2 separate regions of the Homo sapiens genome follow, and region 1 is linked to region 2. A link is a loop called in an ENCODE intact Hi-C map of the cell type or tissue named here. Cell type or tissue: IMR-90. All regions are shown on one strand. Each heading gives the region's core, and the rest is flanking DNA. Links, peaks and the distances in the headings are about the cores only. Region 1 overlaps WDR3 (WD repeat domain 3). Region 2 overlaps SPAG17 (sperm associated antigen 17).

The links. A loop is a pair of places that touch in the nucleus more often than their neighbours do. Peaks named below come from ENCODE experiments on the same cell type or tissue, not always from the same donor. Only the 100,000 strongest peaks of a DNase experiment are listed, where the experiment ranks them.
Region 1: it touches region 2 in a loop (3-fold over the local background); 1 of 110 quality-filtered maps calls a loop at or near these places.

What each region holds. Positions count from the first base shown.
Region 1 is chr1:117,966,238-117,969,159 of GRCh38, forward strand. WDR3 (WD repeat domain 3) reads left to right here. Exons shown (of 27, transcript NM_006784.3): 27 at 1-306. It overlaps SPAG17 (sperm associated antigen 17), which reads right to left. Exons shown (of 49, transcript NM_206996.4): 47 at 372-516. Among named protein-coding and RNA genes, the nearest start is that of WDR3, 38 kb to the left of the region's middle. In IMR-90, for the core only: a CTCF peak has its summit at 1,399 (motif pointing right); a DNase peak (open chromatin) is centred at 1,454.
Region 2 is chr1:118,146,301-118,149,222 of GRCh38, forward strand. All of the region lies in intron 3 of SPAG17 (sperm associated antigen 17), which reads right to left. Among named protein-coding and RNA genes, the nearest start is that of SPAG17, 37 kb to the right of the region's middle. In IMR-90, for the core only: no CTCF peak of the experiment used is centred there; a DNase peak (open chromatin) is centred at 1,421; H3K27ac peaks cover 335 bases.

The DNA.
Region 1 (2,922 bases), core at 177-2,676, 180 kb before region 2:
AATGCATGCATAATTCAGTGAATACCCAACCTTTATAATAATAAGGTATTTCCTATCCTTCCATAAAATTATAATTTTTTTGTGATAGATACTTGCTGTTTTATTATTCTGTCTGATATTCCGTAGATAGCCAATAACATTTACATTTATTCAATCTGAAGTTACTGCACATATACTATGTGTCAGGTATTTTTTTAGATTTGGCTAGGTGCTTTCAAAGATGAATGAAGATGCTCTTTGTCTTAATAAATTTAACTCTGATTTTGAAGATAGAATTAATAAAGTAGAGATGCATTTTGACTTCCATGTTTTCCTCACTCGTGTAATTTCTGCACTATATATGATTACTCAAGTTGAACTTTAAAGGATATTTGCTTCCACAGGTAGGAACAGAACCTCATGCTCTGTCATAATCTCGATATTGTGAGAGATGTGTGCTGATCCCTTGGCCCCATCCTCTCCAACAGCTGTGGCAAATAACTCTATATTCAGTTCTGTCTGCATACCAGCTGCCACCTATAAGACACAAGGTAGCTTTAGGACCAGACAACTCTGAGTTCAAACCTTGCTTTTAATAATATGAATTTGAGCAAGTTACTTAAACTCTCTTACCTTTGGTTTCTTCATCTATAAATTTGGCACTAACAAATGGTAGTTATTATAAGCATTTAGCGGAATTACTTCATAATGAAGGTAGAATTCCATTAAGTAAAGGGGAGCCAGGGTAAATTGTTGAAGGGGCAAACCAGGTGCTATTTAGGAAAAAGCATAAGGAAGCTAAATGCCAGGTTATTGGAAGTGGAACTGAAGGCAAAATTTTGCAATACTCCTAATTGTGCTAGTTTTTGAATGTCGGTAGTGACTTTCAGTAGTGAAATCTGCAATAGCGGCTACTGCAGACAAAGATAAATTTAATCTAATATAAATATAAATCAGGAGGCTGAGGCAGGAGAATTGCTTGAACGCAGGAGAATTGCTTGAACCCAGGAGGCAGAGGTTTCAGTGAGCCGAGATCGCGCCACTGCACTCCAGTCTGGTGACAGGGCAAAACTCCATCTCAAAAAAAAAAAAAAAAAAAAAAATTCATCTAACAGACTTGGTGACTACCATAACTTTCCTACCCTGTTCCTTGCAGGGGTGTCCAATATTTTGGCTTCCCTGGGCCACATTAGAAGAAGAAGTATTGTCTTGGGCCACACACAAAATATACTAACAATAACGACAGGTGATGAGTTTAAAAAAAAATCGCAAAAAAATCTCATCATGTTTTAAGAAAGTTTAGGAATTTGTGTTGGGCTGCATTCAAAGCCGTCCTGGGCCATGGGTTGGACAAATGTGACTTTAGGGTATTCCTAATGCAGGATGCATAAAATAATGAAACCAGTAGAGGGAGATAAAATTAGTTTAAATGCCCAACTGCTTAGTTTGAAAACCCGTGGAAGAGGATTGCACCAACAAAGAAGAAACCTGATACAGAAGGAAGAAGGAACACAGCAAGGCATGGGCGTCTTGCCTTGTTCTTTGAAAAGAACACTAGCCAGCAAAGAGAGAGCTATTTATGTTTCTAAGTTGCCTCTCCAGGAGGTGGGTTAAAAAGCAGACTTGGGAACAGTTATCTAGAAAAAAATAAATCTGAAACTACCACATGAAAAGCAATTAGATACAAATGGAATGTTTTCTTCAATATAGTTTTATAAATAGTAGAATTGGAAAATGTTTCACAGTTTTTTCAACAATGTACTTGTGAGCATATGCATACTGGAGGATATCCAGCAGCAGACCCTTCTCCTCCAAGTCCAGCAGTTGGAGCAGGGCTGGGTAATGATGAAATTCAGCATGAAGAGAGCTGGAATACTGCCATCATACAGGTTTGCCCAGGCTTTGAGCAGATTCATTTAGTGTTGGCAACTAACCAAGCTGAACGGTGGTTAGATTTACATATGGGGAAGTCTACAGATTATATTTTTTTTGCCAGAGCCAAAACCTACTATCAAAAACTTAAAAAAATAAACTAAAAAAACCTTATGGTATAGAGTGAGCTTCAAAGACTACGTGCTGGGTTTTTAGTACCTATAAAAGTTGATCCAACAGCCATTTTGGCTTTTGGCATAATCCCTACTTTAAATTAAAATGAGATTTGCTAACTTCCCAGAACAGTGGAAGAAGGGCTTGTTTTGATTTTTGTCTTTTGCTTTATGTTGTGAAGGTTCTGAAATCTTGACACAGTACAGTGATGAATTACTTCAGGAGAGTACTCATGAATTAGTGGATATAATCCCAAAATGTTTCTGTTTGGAGTTTCAGCCTGTATAATACTGTTTTCTATAGAGCATATTACAGCTAGAAGGGGCTAAGAAATAATCTGGTCTGAACTTTACAGATGAGGAAAACAAGGCTCAGAGCATTAACTGAACTGCTTGATGGCATAGTCGTGACAAGAAGCCAACTGACTTGGTGCTACACCAAACCAACCCTTCTGTGTGAGCCTATAACTGGGGCTGCTTTAAGAGCTTCAGACTCAGGGAGCATTGGGTGCTTGTTAACAGGACTGGATACTTTTGTGCACTGTTCTCACAGGCCTATGCACTCTTCGCATCTGTGATGAATGGGTCATACATCTGCCAGACTAACTCACTTCATTCTGTCATTCAATCACACCTCTCTTGAGTACCCACTATGTGCCTGGCTCTGTAAGCTGCTTACGTGTCTTACTCATTTTTAACATCCTCTGCGCCCTGACCACTTTAAATGGCATATGGGAGGAACTCAAAATTTGCTGAGTGAAGTATGAAGTAAAAGGGGTGTTAAAGCAGTCAGATGATGCACTGATAAAGACAAATGTGACTTTATTTAAGATGAACTTACGTTTACATCATCCTATATTTCTGAAATTATAATTTAAAGTGAGAATATGCTATTAAT
Region 2 (2,922 bases), core at 265-2,764:
TTCCTTTTTAATTTTGGTCAGGACTGACTATACCTGTAAATGAACAGGTCAGATTTTCTATGTGGGCCATAAAGCATACATACACAGAAAATTATTTGTGCATAGGTAGCAAGTATACTTAAGTTCAGGCATGAATCTAAACCATGTACTTTTTCCAGTGTTTGAAATGTTTCCTCATAGATTTCCATCTTTAGGATTTTAAAGTTGCCATCAAAATATGTACGGAATTCATCTTTCCTATTTAGCATATATTATACCATATAACTACAAATGTAGTACACATTAATTCGGTCTTCTCTCATTCCTATGGCCTTGCTTGAGCTATTCCCTTTTCTTAGAATGCCCTCTTCCACATTTGAAAGTCAAGATCTACCTATCCAAGGGGTAGACCAGTGAAAGATTACTTGGTTGGTGATAAAGTAGAAAAACTTGGTGCTATAGGTTTACCTTTGGTTAAATCCAAATTCTTCATTTTGCTAGTGAGCAGACTTCCTACCTTCTCTATGCCTCCATTTCCCCGTGCACACAATGGAGATTTTATCTTTCCTTTTAGAATTGTGATGTGGGCTAACTGATGTAATATATGTAAAAGATCAAAACTATCAGGACCTTTCCTTTCAAATGGCAATGTTTCCACAAAAATGTCTCTGGGTCTCACCCCTCCCTGCCAACTACCCCAGCTAATGATAATCTCATCTTCCTTTGAATTCTTATACACTTTACCTGTCTCTCAAGAACTTCACTATTTTCTGCATTGTGTTATTCACTTACGCAGCAACTATTATTGAATGCCTACCACGCGCCAGGCTTATGTCCATATACATTTTGTCCTTTTTTCTCTCTAGCTTGTTCTTAAGCTTCCTGAGGTTAGAGTCTTTGCTTCTTGAGGTTAGAGTCTTTATAATATTAATATTCCTTCCTCTCTCTTCATCGTCTGATAGTGCCTGGCACTAGTGCTTTAACGAGTATGTTTGTTAATATTCGGTAAAACCGGCTACTATATAATGCAGGCAATAAGCGTATATTTTCAAATGTGTCCATATCCTCAAGTAGGATTCACATGTGGGAAATGGTGCTTATATGCCAGTGCATGGGTTCATCTTCATCCTCATTATTAAATAATAATGAGATGATAAAGCAGTAGCCAACATTCCTGAGAATATACACAAATAATAATATTCTGTTCTCATTCCCACATGAGTTCTTGAAACAGTTCCTAGTAGAGCAAAACATGCTTTCCAAAAAGAGAATGTGAATGAACAAATGAGCTGCAGCTACGTCTCTACAGAATTACATTAGCACAAATCTAAGCAGCTTTTCAAAGAACTATGGTTTATAAATAAAGACTTTCATATATACAATGCCATGGCTAGATGAAATTCTAAGGTTTCAGGGGAAATTACACAATCTCATAATGAGGCTGTGTGTACACAACACCATGCCATCCAAATGAAAACTTGAGCAAATCACTTAGGAATGTGGTCTTTGCTAGCCCAGACATTTGGAGTCATTATTGGAAATATGCAATGTGGCTCTGACACTATTTTACTACTCATGGATGAAGTATACTATACAGAAGTCTCACTTTAGTTTGCTGCTTCTAATCAACCACAGGCTAGGAAACCAGAAAGCCTAATTGATTAAAATTGTGTTTAAAATAAGAATAACTAGGCTTTGATTTAAAGCTAACGAGAGTACCCTACAAGTAGAAGTAAATACAGGTGTTTAAATGCATGGCTGTTATATCGTGAGTTCCTTATCTCCAAAATGGAGGTTTCTAAAAAGTTACCATGTAACAAAAGGAATTTGTTAGATTATCTTTTATCTCTTCTCCCACAGTGCAGAGTTTCCTTTGAGAAATGGGATGTTGCAAGACTTTCGCTCCTCAGGAGTTTACCACTATCAAGTGTCCTAGTGTGTCTGGAGTTGATTCCTTCCAGTGGGTTCCTCGTCTCACTGACTTCAAAGAATGAAGCCACTGACTTCGTGGTGTTACAGCTCTTAAAGTTGGTGCAGATCCAAACACTGAGCAACAGCAAGAGTTGTCACAAAGAGCGAAAAAACAAATCCTCCACACTCGGCAAGGGTACACGAACCTGCTGCAAGGTGCTAGCTCAGGTGGCCAGCTTTTATTCCCTTATTTGGCCCTGCCCACATCCTGCTGATTGGTCCACTTTACAGAGCGCTGATTGGTCCATTTTACAGACTGCTGATTGGTCCATTTTACAGAGTGCTGATTGGCCCATTTTTACAGAATGCTGATTGATGCATTTACAATCCTCTAGCTAGACACAGAGCACTGATTGGTGCATTTACAATCCTCTAGCTAGACAGAAAAGTTCTCCAAGTCCCCACCCGACCCAGAAGCCTAGGCAGCTTCACCTCTCACTAGTTGGTACAACCATGCAAGATTCTAAACAGAAATAGATTCATGAGCACACTGTCCACATGTCTCAAAGGTCCAGAAGTCCCAAGAGACTTTCTGGGCCTATTCCATGGCCACCACTCGCAACTACCATGCAGCTCTGCAGGGGTTGCCAGTGACTTTTCAATTGTCTTGGGATGAGAGGTACTAGGTAGCAGAGTGCTTGAGCAGGTCCTAAATGTGAAGGGACTGAGATGGGAAATATTCCCCTCTTCTCCAGATGTGCAACCTGTCCTTGGCTGATGCTGACAAGGAGCCTGAATTTGTTTTATGGTCTTTATTAGTTTTGCTTCAGCGACTGGCATTAATGAATGTCTGGTGCACCTCAGGTTCAGTCTCCATGGCACTCCACCCACCTTCTCTTTTCTTCTGGAACCATTCAGAAGAGTGTATGTGAGCGAGTGTGGGAGGCTTATTGCCCAAATGCTCCACTGGAAGAATGTGGTAGAGCCAGATGTGAAATGGACCCCCTGAGTGAAGAATATGCAACCAAGAGT